Linked DNA regions of Homo sapiens: region 1 is linked to region 2. A link is an interaction called in ENCODE POLR2A ChIA-PET data of the cell type or tissue named here. Cell type or tissue: Panc1. All regions are shown on one strand. Links, peaks and the distances in the headings refer to the core of each region. The heading gives the core; the rest is flanking DNA.

Region 1 (8,351 bases), core at 216-8,215, 250 kb before region 2:
ATCTCATGGAGGTAATTTAAAGAATCCCTTTTTTGGAGAGTCAGAGAGAAAAGGTAAGGTATAAAATTATCTGAATCCTTCATAAGTCTCATTAAGACTCAATGCATGTATGTCTCTAAACTGCTTTTGTGCTACCTGTTCCAATGTGACTTTCCTCCTTAAGAGTCAGATACTCCTTTGACAAAGTACCAGAGCTCCAGATGAATTGCCCTTAGTTGAGAGCTCTTGTTGCTCTTACATTTGGTCTTTTTCTTTTTTAAGAGATGGTGGGGTCCCATTCCACTCCTCAGGCTGGAATGCAGTGGCACGATCACAGTTCACTGCAGTCTCAAACTCCTGGGCTCAAGTGATCCTCCTGCCTCAGCCTCTCCGGTAGCTGGAACTACAGGCATGAGCCACCATGTCCAGCTAATTAAAACAAACAACTTTTTTTTTTTTTTTTTTAGAGATGAGGTCTTGCTGTGTTGCCAATCCGGTCTCAAACTCTTGGGCTGAACTGATCCTCCTGCCTCAGCCTCTCCGGTAGCTGGAACTACAGGCATGAGCCACCATGCCCAGCTAATTAAAACAAACAACTTTTTTTTTTTTTTTTTTTAGAGATGAGGTCTTGCTGTGTTGCCAATCTGGTCTCAAACTCTTGGGCTGAACTGATCCTCCTGCCTCAGCCTCCTGAGTAGTACATTTGATTTTATCATCCAACTTTTTGTTAGTGAGAGTCTGTACTGAGGAAATCACACTCAATGTCTTTTCCTTTGGCTTAAAGCCACTGAAGCAGTTTCCTAAGGCATGTGCCTCAGGACACTAGATCTGTGAGATGTTCTATGGTCAAATAAGTCTGAGAAATATGTAGACATTACTCATCTCTTGGAGATTCACAATGCAGTCTGATTTTAAGGTTTCTGTGAAGTCTTTCAATAAAGAAACATTTGATTTTTAGTCATTATTTCTCAAGCATATTTGGCCAAAAAACCATTGGTGTATGTGTATGTAAAACTTATTAAGATTTCATGGAATGCACTTTGAGAAATTTTGAATTAAGGTTGTAGTTTTAGCCAATATCTCTTGTATGTATTCTAATTATTAGGCTGCCATAATATAAAATAATACTAGTAACAGGTCTGAAAAGTGGCTATGCCAGGTGTGTGTTGAAGTGCTTGGAAGCAAAGTTTGAGGTCACTCTAAACCAAATACTAAACACGTTTCTCAATATGAAATTTAAAGGTCCCATCAGAAAAACAAAAATCTTGGAAACAGATTGAGCATATGTTTACACCAATGCCAGAGCTATTTAAAACACCAATGGAAAATTGCCAAATAGTTACAATAAGTTTCTTTGTTTTTGGAAATTACCTTTAGAAACTATTCTGAATATATGATTAACATACTTCAAAATCATGCAGTTAAAACAAAACAAACAAACAGAACACAGGTATACAGCATGATTCGCATCCAGAATCTTTCTTCCAGTAAGAAGCTTCCTTTGAAGGTACAGATGTTCCACTCATGGAAAATGTATAGATATGAAAAAGAAATCCCACAGGAAAGAGTAAATTCACACAACAATCTGTCCAGTTCATCTTTTCACAATGAGCATGCCCTGATCGCAGAAAGAAAATAAATCAACATCTCTCTCCTCCTATCACCTTCTTGTCTTCTGCATTTAGATGGCACAATCTGGGAATATGTCAATTGATAAGGGACTTGTCATCAAAACTCTTGTAATAGAGAGTCTTCCTCTATTCTCTGGAAACTCAAAATTAGGACAAAGTTGTGTCATTCTTTCATTTTCTGAATACATTCTCTTAAAACTGGGGAAACTGGGCCGGGTGCGGTGGCTCACACCTGTAATCCCAGCACTTTGGGAAGCCGAGGCGGGCAGATCACGAGGTCAAGAGATCGAGACCATCCTGGCTAACATGGTGAAACCCCGTCTCTACTAAATTACAAAAAAAATTAGCCGGGCGTGGTGGCGGGCGCCTGTAGTCCCAGTTCCTCAGGAGGCTGAGGCAGGAGAATGGCGTGAACCCGGGAGGCGGAGCTTGCAGTGAGCCGAGATAGTGCCACTGCACTTCAGCCTGGGCAAGAGCGAAACTCCGTCTCAAAAACAAACAAACAAACAAAAAACTGGGGAAACTGAAAGGGGCAAATTGTCCTGTCTATGCCCAGTGAACAAATAACAGAGGCTAATTGTTGGGTCAGGAGCTAAAATATTTGCTATAAGAAATGCCTTCTGTGGACCTAACATTTGGGCACACCATCTTTCCTCCTTCCACTTCCCAGAATTTCTAAAATAAATGCTTCATTTTCAACAGCAAACTGTCATGGTGCTTCTTGGTAACTGTCACATCATACCCTCCTGCTAAGGTTTGTGTTCGTCAATCGATTCCAATAATGACATCAAATCAGAAACACAATGTCTCCCACTCTCCTGCCTTTGATTTATCCAATTTGTTCCCTTTAAAAATCCCATCTTTCTCCAAATTAATGACAGAAATGGAAAATGCTATCATTCTTTACTTTGGTAACTCTGGGACAATTTAATCAAAAGAGCTATAAATATTTAGAAGTCTCAGGTATTACTGAAAGGCATAGACATGACTCAAATATATACAAGAATGAGGAAAAGGGGTCCTTCAAATGTTATAATTTATTTCAGCTTCAGAAATACAGCTTCACATTTTCACAATAGGTACATGTGACCTTCAAGAACGATACAGGCTTTGAGATTTTTCTTCAAAAATTCCATTCTAAGAGTCCATATATCAGCATTAAGAAATCCTGAAAGTGCCAAGAAGACAGTGGAAAGTATCCGGCTCATATTAATTAAAGAATCAGCAGAGAAGACAAGATTTTACTTCTGTATATTCCTTCTTCAAACAAAGCAAAAGAAAAATTTGACCCAAAAAAGGGAAAGTAAAAATAGACAAGCAAGCAAAACAAAGGCTGTACATGTACATAGGAAATATAACACAAATCAAGTAGTACTGGTGGAATTACTGGTTGGGGGGAATAATTTTTAACAAACTGGTAGCAGACAAGGCAAGTGGTTAGACAGAGTAATTTTTGTCATAATTTTAAAACATTTCATAATGAGCGAAGTTTAAGGAATTCAAGAGTAAAAATTAAAAAGAGATTAATGACTTGAGTTGAGCCATATGTGAAACCTCCAACCAGAAGTGAGAAGTCTCACCAATATACCAGTATGAACAGGTCTTAAGACAAACACTCCTCTTTGAGTTTCCTCTCTCTTGCTCTCACACATACACACATTCTTACATATATACAAAGACACACACACACACACAAATAGCAGTGCATATATTACATATGCTTCAAAAATATTCTTAAAGTTTCACCTACACAGCACCACATAATTTTAAACATAGCAACCAGACAGGATGAGTAAGAGTATCTAGAAGACTCATTTGAGCTTTTTAGAATGTACAATGAGTGATCTGGTGAACGAATAATCATTTCTTCAAAATCATCTAGATTCATTTACATTAAACTCTGAGCTCACAGCTAGTAGTCTTCTAATTGAAATGATACAAAACTCATGGCTTAAGTCTCATACACTATCTTCTTTCATGAGTTCAACAGTTAGAGACCTAGTAGGCTTTATTCTTCATTCTGAGGAGATTCCTGTCACTTTCAAATAATTATGCCATTTGCCAAATGAAAAATGTTTACCTGAAAAAGTGGATGACCTACCTCCAAGGTATTAGATAGCTTCTCTCTTATATTTTCAGCAAATTTACTCAGAAAAATCCACTACTTTAATGTTGCTATGTCCTTTTTTTTTTTTTTTACTTCTACCATAGAGGAAAAATGACTATGTATATCAACTTGGCTTTTTAAGATTCAGCTCAGCAATCCAAAAATAATTTATAATTCCAATTAGAGATCTTAAAGATAGGTCTCCAGAGGTTTTACTTCTTACCGAAAAATATTGTCAAAGGTAATTCCTTCTTAGATTCAGATCTTCTTGTGGATTCAGATACAAATGTCTATGGACATTACCATGTTGTCATGGTAATTATGAGCTTTGTACCTCTCAAAATGACTACAATCTGGAGTTAGAAAATTTTGTATACCTCATATATGTTATGAGAAATGAACTATTGTTACCACATGTTATGGCAGATCATTCAAAGCTATCTGTTGTATTATCACAGTTTAAAAAATATCCTGATACCACACATACTAAGTACATGTATACATAGATATTTACAACCATACATATACATATATTTATATATATACACACAGTGCACATACAATCACACTCATGCTTGTGGCATTTTAACTAGTATTTTTAAAACCTACCTACCTACTCAAATGGACATAAAATACACATACTTACAGAAACATACTTACTAGGTATATGCCATATACACAGAGACACATGCATAGAAAATGTGTTTGTACACAGAAAACATCAACATTTATCACATACTGGTATTAGGTCCCATTTCATATTTGAGAATTATGGCTACAGTCTATACTAAAAAGTCACAAAATTAATCTATGTGACCACTTTTTAAGTCTAAGTCGAGAAGGCTTACAGTTACATCACAGGAACTGGTTTCATTAATATACTTTAGAATAAAGTGAGTTTGTATTGGAACAAATAGGAAATTTGCTAATAAACAGACCCTACTGCTCGTCTATGTTATAAAACACGGCTAAAAGCAATATTCAGACGAGTAACCTTGGTAGATGTTTTTTAGAAATGCAATATACTTTTTCTAAATCAATACTATTTCAATAAGCTGTCCATAATTGAGTAAATGGTTATTCCAATTAGTCAATATGCATGCAATATTTAGCATGTGACAATAAAACTATATTTACCTATCAAATAAACATTTACAGTTTATTTTCCCAAATCCTAAAAACACTGATTTTTTAAATTATGCTAGACATGATAGAGCTACATCTATTGTGTTTACAATATCAGAGCAATCAGTTAAGAGAAAATTACACAAAAGATTAGAAATGGTATGGGAAACAGAAAATCATTAAGCTACATTCCCATCTTAAGGCCTGGTGTGCATGCTGCACGTCAAACTATGCACATACTAGAGTTTCAGACTTCATTCAACATTGGCATCTCCTTTTAGCAGAATACAAACCCTTTGGGAAATGAGATTCATACTAATAATATGACATAGTACTGCAGCAAATTAAAAATATTCTCCAATGTCACTGCTGAAATTCTAGAGTAGGCTGGGTTCTATGAGAAATAACTTAGGAGTAAAGAACAAAAATGTACCCACAAAGGTAGACAATTGGGGCAGTGCAACTGTGGGACTATAATCTAAAAGCAAGTGCCAAAGATGACAAATGCCATTGTTTATTACTGCCTAAGATCAGTGGAAGGAAAATTGGAAAAAAATCTCCAATTTTTTTTGACATGGTTTGTGCTGATCTAAGAACACACCAGTGGTTATTCACAATATTTTCCTTTAACAGAAGGAAAATTTTGAAATACAGCAAAACACAAAACCACATTTAGCACAAAGCCAAACCCTGAAGTATATAATCCGTTAGCTGCCTATTTTAGAGAATTCAAAGGAAGAAGCAAAGGGAATCCTAAAAACAAGAAGTTTTATAAAAAGATCTCACTGAAGATTATTTGTTTTACTATGGATGTTTGCTTAACAGTTTTCCATTTAGCTGAGACACTATTTTAAAAATGCAGTATGTATCTTGCACATTGGTTCCATTCACAAAGAGTTAACTTTTTTTCCCCCAGTTTGGGGTTTGGGGTGAGATACGAGAGGATTTAGGATTGTGATGTTTTTATACAATCACTGGTAACCTTAAAAGTTGAAATGACCTTTATGTAAATCTTGTATTTTCTGATTTTTACCAATTATAAATGGGTTAGCATAAGCCTTTAGAATAAGTTCAATACAATGGCACTCAACATGGCAAGTTCTCTGTTTAATAATGGTTAAAAGTTTTTACTTTATACTTTATGAGTATCTGCTCTGGGTGTAAACTACACAGGAAATTAAAGTTAAGTTAACATACAAATCATGTTTGCTACTTTCAAAGGGAGACATTTCAGTTGGTGAAACCTGATTTACTTCTGTAGAATATGAAATAGTGTCATGGGACACCCCTACTCAGTGAATACTTGCTCTGCTGTCTGGGAACAGTTAGCACACAAAATTCCAGTTGGCTTCTGGCTGTTTCCTACATGTGAATCATCTGGTCCTTGGTAGTCCAAAACTTAGCCTCAAGACTTAACTATTAACCCCCAGGCTAAACTGTTCTGGTAAATTTTAGAAATCTTAAGAAATTGCAAATTTGCTTTAGATTTCAACGTTTCAATACCCTTTTCTGGAGTGACCTGGATAGGGACTTTGAAATACTGCAACTGTAAAAGTGTGAGCTCTGCTCTTATCCCATGCCATTTCTACTGACTTCATTTCAGGAACCATTCTTTAAATGTGATTATCCCATAGCCTCAAGATTTATTAAGAAAGCCTAGAATGGATATACAGTTACACTGAGCCTGTTTCAAGGGTAGGATAAATTCTTACAAAACAAGATTACAAATTAGCACGTAAAGAGTGAATTTTTTTTCCAACCAAAATAATAATAGTAAAACTGGAGTTAGTATCAAAGTGTAGTTAGCTATGCCAAATAGAAAAGTAAACATTCTCCATGTCAGCCTTCAATATAACCTACCATGAGGTGAATATAAGTAAAGAAAGAAATTATATTTTTCCCAACACTTCTAGAGATGTGATATTTTGCTTCTTCCTTGAACTCTGAAACTAATTAGCCAAATTTATTGACTGATTAACAAAAAAAGAAGCTTTTATTCACTGTTGCATATGCTTCTAGCATGAAGCAAAACACATTGGAATGAGGAGAAGCTCTTTAGAGCAAACAGTGCAGACTTTTCCTTTGCAAACTACCTCGTGCTTCTGGAAAAGTTTATTCTTAAGGAGTCCTAATTTTAAAAAATCACTTCCTAGCAGTCTTATGAAATAAAAAGGAAGAAAAGAGGAGCTAAATAGGCAATTATGGAGTAGGTAGTAGCATTAATGGTAGACAACAGAATTACTGTCATCCTAAACAGAATGTGGGAAAAGAAATATGTATGGCTTAGGTCTAAGCCCACTATCTCATATCTGAAGAATTACGTTTAATGAGCTACCTGGTAGATAGCCTAGAAAACTTGTCCAAAGCAATTTCAAATATATGCCATGGTAGGCAAATGATCCCCAAAGTATAGGGCTGCTATACAAACCTACCTTGGTCAGTACAACATATAAAGCCTCTAAAAGGTTAGCAGTTTCTGAGTCAAACCCCAAAGGTTTGACATACCATGAGCAATGAAGATGAGCGATGAATGCATTAGTAAAACTGGTTACTTGCCTACTGATGTCCACACATGCGACTACTCATGATTTACTGCAACGGTTATCAAATATGTTGCTTTCGCATAATTCATTAGTGATTAATTGCCATGCCAGACACTTCGTTTAGTCTAACAGGGAGGATTCTAGTGGGCGGATTATAGTGGGACGAGTTGGTGATGGGGGTGGTCTCCGGCTAGAAAGAGAAAAAGAGAAAGGTAAAGAAACAAGTAGAATATCTAGCAGAACATTGTTCCAAGGACACTGAGAAAGAGCCATTACACACATGCTCATGCACATACAGGCCAGCAGAAGTGGTTATGATCTGTAATGATTTTAACATTGTCACCTTTCATTTATCTAGTAGTTTTAATGAAAATTACGTCTTTTTTCATATGCAAATCTTTCTCAAAACTGAAGTCATTCCTTCCAATACTAATAAGAAATATGAAACTATTTGAAAGCCATCTGAAACGTACTGCACATATCTTAGCCAATAGAATATAATAATTACATAGAATGAACTCAGGAACTAATAAGGTATACTGTTTCAGACAATGATGGCTTTTGAATTTTTATTTCTCACATATAATTTTCCTTTTTCTTTCAGGATATTATTATCACTTCTCATTGCCTTTTTGACTTTCTCCAATTTGTTCTATATTATGCTTGTAATTTACAGAGCACTAAAAATCAGAAAAGCAAGTCTTTAGAGTTCTCTGTAGCAAGTGTAAATAGGCTCAGTGTTGAGTGCCTGTTTAAATTGCAGGAGCTCTAGTTCCTATTTTGGGTCTTAAAGACTTTAGTATTGGTATTAGTAGTATTACTCACTTTCTAGTTGGTAATGATGTTTCTGGTAGCTGAGTTTACTAAGCAAACGTACTTTAGATAATGAAATATTACTGTATTTGAGAGTCTCAACATTACCAAGTAATATTATTTATTACTTATTTATTCCTCAAGCTTCTACAT
Region 2 (8,351 bases), core at 297-8,296:
GCATTAGTGGCCATGGCCTTAGAAGCCAAAAAGTCAGGCTCAACCATTTGAAAACCAAACACCCTTAGGCAAAATGTTGTTTTCCCTAAGACTAAATGCCCAATGATAGGATGAAAAGATTATGGGATTCTTCATGATTTCATGAAAATAACAGAATGAATCATTTTCTTCTGAGAAGCAGCAGTCACAGAGATGTAGCTAAAAAGACAGGACTTGGGGTAATTAGGAGCCCAAGTGGCAAATAAAGGAGTATTTGACCCATTCAAGCTCTGAGAGTACCCAAACTCAGCTCATTCAGGTTGATGGAGAATTGGTAGAGAGGCTTCTTCTTAAAAGTATCTGCAATGGAGGAATATCCCCTCAATATGGAATTTCATTCCAAACAAATTGCAGAAATAGGGAAGGATTCTGTCTTATAAAAAAAATTGCATGGTGATGATAACTGAGCAAGATATACTATGGTGAGCGCTCAAAAGAAAAAAGCTAATGTATATATCCAAAGACTACTACTATTTTCACCATCCCTGACTTATAATTATTTGCACCTTTGAAAATTCAAATGCAAAAGGACCATGTTCGTCTTAAAATGTATGCCAAGTTTCACCTCTTACAACATAGTAGAAACCCCTTCTTGATAATCTTTTACCAAGAAACCCCTTGATAATCTTCGGGTTTTGCAACTTGGCAATTTGGTGCAGCTTGATAATCTATGCCTAATTTTAAAATGTCTGAAAGTTCTCATCAGAGCAGGACTCTATAGGCAATAAGACCGTGTGAGGGGCCTGTCTCATGTGGAGTTGGCTGGGGACACCTTGCAAACCTAATGTCTGCATTTGGGCTTCCTGTATAGAGGTCTGCTGTGCATTTAATATTTCCAGTGAGGCAAAGAAAGCTAGAACAGGAAGAGAATACTTTCAACTAAGTCATGTCTCTCAGGATCCCATATACTTCAATTGCTTAGTGGAGACAAGCCAGAGCATTTGGTTGCTCATGAGCAATTCTAATCACTCCAAGCACCCTGTGGTAATCTGGACACATACTTGGAGCTTTTCCAGAGAGCTGTTCTCAATCAGGCAATTGTCTCGATAATAGAACAATTGCATACTCAGCCCTATTTAAAGCATTCACCCTGCTATGACCACTAAACCTTTTGTTAAAATATACAGGATTCTCCTTTATTCTCTGTGTTAACACATACAAGGAGAAATGATAGCCCATAGTGAGGAAATGGCAGGTGTGCTTTCTTGCTTTCCCAGTGTAGTTAATATTTTAAGAAAAGACAAAAAAAAAAGGGAGACCATATTTAATGATTAGTAATCTAAAGTAACTCATTAATCAAGTATTTACCTAACATCCTAGCACTGAAAGCTATTGCACAGTGAATTATGATATAGGTAGTTAAAGCCATAAGGAAATGTTTGTTTTATTCTGAAATAGGGCAAAGTTGTGCTAATGTTGAGGAAAATAGCATAACATCCATGAATGCTAAAGAGTATAATTACTCCCGGAGATGGTATGTTCATGTTTTCCCTTTGTAGTCTTTTATCTGAAGAACCCAAAACCTCAAAGCGTCAGGAATTAATCTCCACTTTGCAGGAAATTGCACTTAAAAAAAATCTTACTGTGGTAATATGAGTTATCAAGACACAGTTTAACAACTCGAAGTCTCTCTACTTCAAGTTCCTAATGTGATATTTTGGAGCAACATGAACTAAATAATTGTGACTGCATTTAAATTTTCAGTACACTGATTTTGATAATTCTATGAAGGCAAATTATGTACCTGTTTGTCCCAAGTAAATAAGTGAGGGCATCAATTATATGGAAAAAAAATGAGATTTCCTTTGTTAGTAAGAATCAGCAATTTTCAGTTAAGAATGCAATGCTTTAATCAAAACCACAATGAGATACCATCTCATACCAGTTAGAATGGTGATCATTAAAAAGTCAGGAAACAACAGGTGCTGGAGAGCATGTGGAGAAACAGGAACACTTTTACACTGTTGGTGGGACTGTAAACTAGTTCAACCATGGTGGAAGACAGTGTGGTGACTCCTCAAGGATCTAGAACTAGAAATACCATTTGACCCAGCCATCCCATTCCTGGGTATATACCCAGAGGATTATAAATCATGCTGCTATCAAGACACATGCACACGTATGTTTATGGTGGCACTATTCACAATAGCAAAGACTTGGAACCAACCCAAATGTCCAACAATGATAGACTGGATTAAGAAAATGTGGCACATATACACCATGGAATACTATGCAGCCATAAAAAAGGATGAGTGCATGTCCTTTGTAGGGACATGGATGAAGGTGGAAACCATCATTCTCAGCAAACTATCGCAAGGACAGAAAACCAAACACTGCATGTTCTCACTCACAGGTGGGAACTGAACAATGAGAACACTTGGACACAGGGTGAGGAACATCACACACCAGGGCCTGACATGGGGTGGGGAGATGGGGGAGGGATAGCATTAGGAGATATACCTAATGTAAATGACGAGTTAATGGGTGCAGCACACCAACATGGCACATGTATACATATGTAACAAACCTGCATGTTGTGCACATGTATCCTAGAACTTAAAGTATTAAAAAAAAAAAAGAATGCAATGCTTTGCCATTTATATAGATCTGAGAATGAACTTCTGGATGACATAAATCTTTGTTGCTCCTTTTTAGTCTCAAGCTCCCACTTTTGGCATTTTAGGATTTTAGAGCAAAAAGGCAGGAAGAGTAGTAGAAAATTAAAATGAGTAAGTTCTATTTTTTAGCAGCTTTGATAAAAAAATGAGATTAAAATGACTAGCAAAAAAATATGTTGGGTAGGATGGGGAAATGTAATTATTCATATAATTAATTCTGCAAACACTTTTTATTGTATACTATGTTCTAGGCACCTTGCTTGCGCTAGATACTTAGAATTCAAAAACAGATTAAAACCCACGTTGGATTACTTGTCTTCAGGGGATCCAGGTCTAATCCTAACTTGATACCTATAGCTAGAGATAATCAAATTGGCAGTGCACATTTGTTCCTGGAATTCAAAAAACTTGTATATATCTGTAGTACCTATATATGATGTGATCACTATGATGGCAAATGTATTCATATTACAGCATATATAAAACTTATGTCGTGAGGTACTTTAGTGATGATGATTAAAAATATACATTAATTGGAAGAGGAGAAAGAAAAGAAATCACAAGAATGTATTTTGTTTGAAAGCTAATCACCTATTTAATTGAGGGTATCAGCTATAATTATTCCACTAACCAACCACAACTTTCAGCTGCAGTTTCTCATTCAGCACACATATATTGAGCATTTCTACATTTTTATTCTGAGTTCAGGGGATATAATGAAAAAAGACCAAGTGTCTCTTCTTAAGGTGCTTGCATCCTGGAGGAAACAGACACATACTCCACAAACCATATGGTGCAATACCCCTGAGTATTAATAAGATAGTGATTAGGACAGGATGCAATGGGATCTCGGAAGAGAGACCCTCTAAGCTGGCCAGGGGGAAACAAGAAAGGCTTCCTTAAGAAATCTTTTTATTATGCTTTATATTCCAAGCACCCAGCACAGTGCCTGGCACAAAAAAGATAATTGATAAAAGTTTGTGGGATTCCTTAATTAATTAAGGTTTTAGGCAATGTGAAGAATTCAAAAAAATATATAAGGTCCTGACTTTGAATAGCTTAAAAATTCTAGTGGAGAGATGAGACATAAGCACATAACATGAATATTAAAAATAATATATTTTAAAGAAGCATTAAAGATTTCTATGCAACATTTGTCACAGAGGAATAAAGTATTACCTTGAGTTGGAGGTGATCCGGGAAGACTTCTTGAAGGAAGTAAGAATTTAAATGTTCCTTGCAGCGTTGGTTGCTGTAGATTTCATGAGGTAGAAGGGGAAATCCCTGCTGGAGGTCAGGGAGGAGCCCAGTTTGGCTAGGGATCTGGAGCAGGATAATAGTAACCTATAATGCTGGGAAGGTAGGCTGGGGCTCAATTTAAGAGACCTTTACATTCCAAGACTAACAAATTTGAACTGCAACCTATAAATTATAAGAAGTCACTAAGAGTTTTTGAGCAGTGTGGTATCATAAAAGCTGTATTTTGTGTATGCGTATAAATATTAAACATGCAGAAATATCTTTACTTCCTTAAAGTAAAATATCTTTACTCTGTTACTCTCACCTTTTTTTCCCCTGAAAGAGATTGTCATTTTGTTCTATCTTTTATTTTCCACTTTCTAAAAAAACTTTTTTGAGATAATTTTAGACTTACCAAAGCATTGGAAGAATAGTAGAGAGTTTCCATTTACACTTCACCCAGTAAAGCTGTATTTTTGAAAAAGGAATCAGGTTAAAGACCAGTTAGGTCTTTAACATGCACATACATGTAAGTGGATTTACTAAGATTGCTCCTTTAGATAGGCTGAAAATGGACAATTAATAACACTGGATCTCCAGACTACATTGTACTCTTGGTTAAAATGACCAGCTTGTGTTTGTGCCAAGTACTCAGCCTCAGGACAAAAAGGGTTACATGTGCCATTAGTATAAACAGGAGGCATGCTTGCTTTGGGCTTTGAAACAAATGACTAGAAGAACTGCAGTGTAGCCCAGCCACTTTTGACCACCCTAGGGTTACCATGTCTGATGCCCTTAGGAAAAAGGGTCCTTTAAAACCACTCCCACTACCTTCCTCATACACTGCCTCTGTCCTCCAGGAGCAGGAGTGGCTATGGTTTGGTAGATTGGGCCACCCTTGCTAAAGGGATTAACAGGAAAAGATCAGCACACACAGGCATAGCTGTCCCTCTGGTTTACACCGTCATGTGCTTGGCATCTTTAGGGTCAAGGCTGATGTCCTTTTATGTGTGGTTAGAATATGATAAGACGCAAAAACTTGGGTATGAACATTGGGATAGTAAAGGCCTCCTTTGATTTGAAGCTACCTATGCCTCACCACCTCAGGAGAAGTGGTTGCTCCAGATACATGGTCTGGCCTGGCTGGCCAGAGTTTTTTGCACTAAGATTTGGGGACAAATCCCCAGAAAATAACAAGGTGTTATTTTGCTTTTCTTTGCCATTATTGCATCCTCAGCAACCATAGGGGAAGTGATTGCTGTAGTCTCAGAGGACTTGGGTATTTCTGATCCTCTGGCTGTAATACTAAGTAATAGCACCCTAACCTGAACACAGACCTTAACACTGCCTGTCACCTTAGATTGTGTCATATTATTTTGGTTCATAGTAAGGCCTCAAAAAAAAAAAAAAAGAAAAGAAAAGAAAATAGAGAGAGAAAAGGAAAAAGACAAATAAAACACGAATTCTCTCCCCTTTTCCTTTATTACTTTAAGTAGGAAGCTACTGTTGTTTTCAACTGTACTTTCTTATTTGAAAAAGCTCAGTTAGTGGTTAGTTCATTATAAAGTCTCAACCCCACATTCATTGCAGCATTATCCACAATAGCCAAGATGTGGAAACAACTTAACAGATGAATGGATAAAAAAAAATGTGAGATGTGTGTGTGTGTGTGTGTGTGTGTGTGTGTATATATATGTATGCATGTGTATATATGCACATGCATATATACATATATACACATGTGCATATATACATATATACACATACATATACACATATGAAATACATACATATGAAATAATGAAATATTCAGCTTTAAAAATGAAAGAAATCTTGCCATTTGTGACCATGCGGATGAACCTAGAGGGCATCATGCTAAGTGAAATAAACCAGACACAGAAAGACAAATAGTGCATGATCTCACTTACAAGGAATCTAAAATAGTTGAACTCATAGAAAAAGAGAGTAGAAAATGTTGTTGCCAGAGGCCTGGGGGTGGTGGAGGAAATGGGGAAGTGTTGCTCAAAGGGTACAAACTTTCAGTAATACAACAAACTAAGTTCCGGAAACCTACTGTACAGCATGGTGACTATAGTTAAGAATATTGGCCAGGCACAGTGGCTCACGCCTGTAATCCTAGCACTTTGGGAGGCCAAGGGGGGCAGATCACGAGGTCAAGAGATTGAGACCATCCTGGCTAACATGGCGAAACCTCGTATCTACCAAAAATACAAAAAATTAACTGGGCATGGTGGCATGCACCTGTAGTCCCAGCTACTCAGGAGGCTAAGGCAGAAAAATGGCTTGAACCCAGGAGATGGAGGTTGCAGTGAGCCAAGATCACACCACTGCACTCCAGCCTGGGTGACGGAGTGACTCCGTCTCAAAAAAAAAAAAAAACAAAAAAAGAATATTGCACTGTAAACTTGAAATTTGCTAAGAGACTAGATCTCAATCTCAAGTGTTCCCACTGCACACACACACAAAAATAGTAATGATGTGAGGTGATGTACATGTTAATTAACTTGACTGTGGTCATCATTTCATAACATATATCAAAACATCACATTGTACACCTTAAATAGATATAATTTTTATTTGTCAAGTATACTTCAGTAAAGCTGTAAGAAAAATAAGTCTCAAGGATGCCTGCTTTCATGAATAGGCAGAATTCTACCAAAAACTGGCTTATGTAAGTGTCTTGAAAAGAATATATGCTTCTGTATTAAAGGAATATTTAAAAGATTTCACAAGTATTCATTCACAAAATATCTTTTGCATATATTATTCAAGTCACCTTATGCAAAGCCCTGAAAACAAAGAAAAGAGTAATACTCTCACATAATGATCTCAGTATAGATTAAAATAGATTGAAGTAAATTATTCTGGGAAATCTGATATTTTTTAATTCAAAAGAAAAATTTTTAAGAGATTTTATTTATAAAACAAAGCCAAAGTTTTGTTTTAAAATTTTAAAATATTATAATGTAACACTTTAAAATTAGCAATATATTCATATAGCTCAAAATTCAAAAAGTATAAAAAGGCATGCAAGGAAAAATTATCTTTCTTACCCCTTAGTGGAATACGTTTAAAGCAGGAGAAATACATAAGAAAGCTGTCAGCCATCTCTCTTTCTTTCTATTTTTTTTCTGCTTTCCATGTTTGTGTTTTTGAGTAATTGTCACCATGACAACATCATATATTAAGTAAACTACTTGACATTAATCAGGAGGTCAGAATTTACTGCCAAATGTTTGGAAAGCAGCCCTTATGTGTATGATTTGACCCAAAATGTTGTTTTTTTGAACTTATAAATCATGCATTCTCTAAGGAAAATCTCAAAGCTGATAATCAAGCAAAAGCAACAGATACGTCAATATATTATACTAAGTTTAAATTATCTCATTAGAAAAAACTGTATAAATAATCAAAAGCAGAGGTTAGGCAAGAAATTACACATTGTTTCTCAATGACAATAATAGCACATATTCCTATGTTTCCTACTATTATAAAAATATTTACTAACATAAGTCCATGTCTAATATATATTTGTTGAATGAATGCTTTAAAGTATGCAAATAACAAATTTAACCAAATGTCAGACAAAGCTCTTTTAATTCCTTGGCAAATACACTTTATCCAAAATATTGCCTTAGAGAATCACACTTTTAGAAAACGAGACAGCCAAATTACCCAACCCCAACGGATAAATCTCATTTTAAAAAGACAATCACTGAAAGAAAACCCACAACTTATCATGATGGTACCTCTCTTTGTTCAATAGCAGTCAATTTCATGGAGTTCATTCTTTTGCTCAATCTATGTCTCTGGTAGCAGTTTATACTAGTTTGTTTATTTTACCTCAGAAGATGAACTGTGGCTGAACATCCTTCTTACCCTGAAATCTAATTTATTTTGAGGCAGTTAAGTCGATATTAACCTTCTGTCCAAGTCAAAACAACACCTTTTCCCATAAAGTCCTCCTCAGGCCCCCACCAATTACATTACCAGATTGCAGTCCTGAATCATTTAGTTGCTCATTTGTGGTACCCCTCTCAAATTTTTCATATCTCTCTTAAAATGTAGGTATTAAATGGAGTCATGTCTCATTACCAATGTCAAGCAAAGGGGAAGCATTTTTCTTGATTGATTTTTATCTTCTCTTTATCCCATTCCAGCAACACTCTGTTGATTTATCTCATATCCCTATTATTTCACTCTAATACTGTGATAAACTTTTAAAAAATTCTTAATAAGTGTCTCATAATGCTGAAGTTAGGCTGAGAAACGGCCCATGATAACATTCGAGTGCTCTGTTGTCTTCCTTCCTAGTGCCATTCGTTTGTTCCTCCTGAACTGCTTTCTGTTCTTTATCCACTGTTTCACTGAATGGCAAGCACCACTTTGTATCTGGATCATATATATTATTATAAAATATATACATATATATAA

Evidence for each region. ChIA-PET counts read pairs that join two places held together with the same protein. Peaks named below come from ENCODE experiments on the same cell type or tissue, not always from the same donor. Only the 100,000 strongest peaks of a DNase experiment are listed, where the experiment ranks them.
Region 1: POLR2A ChIA-PET joins it to region 2 with 10 read pairs; 4 of 35 experiments call an interaction of 5 or more read pairs at or near these places.

What each region holds. Positions count from the first base shown.
Region 1 is chr1:172,406,996-172,415,346 of GRCh38, reverse strand. DNM3 (dynamin 3) reads right to left here. Exons shown (of 21, transcript NM_015569.5): 21 at 2,630-7,575. The coding sequence ends at 7,506. All of the region lies in intron 1 of LOC102724528 (a long non-coding RNA gene), which reads left to right. Among named protein-coding and RNA genes, the nearest start is that of C1orf105, 9.5 kb to the left of the region's middle. In Panc1, for the core only: no CTCF peak of the experiment used is centred there; no DNase peak of the experiment used is centred there; H3K27ac peaks cover 676 bases.
Region 2 is chr1:172,161,189-172,169,539 of GRCh38, reverse strand. All of the region lies in intron 14 of DNM3 (dynamin 3), which reads right to left. Among named protein-coding and RNA genes, the nearest start is that of DNM3OS, 21 kb to the right of the region's middle. In Panc1, for the core only: no CTCF peak of the experiment used is centred there; no DNase peak of the experiment used is centred there; H3K27ac peaks cover 3,834 bases.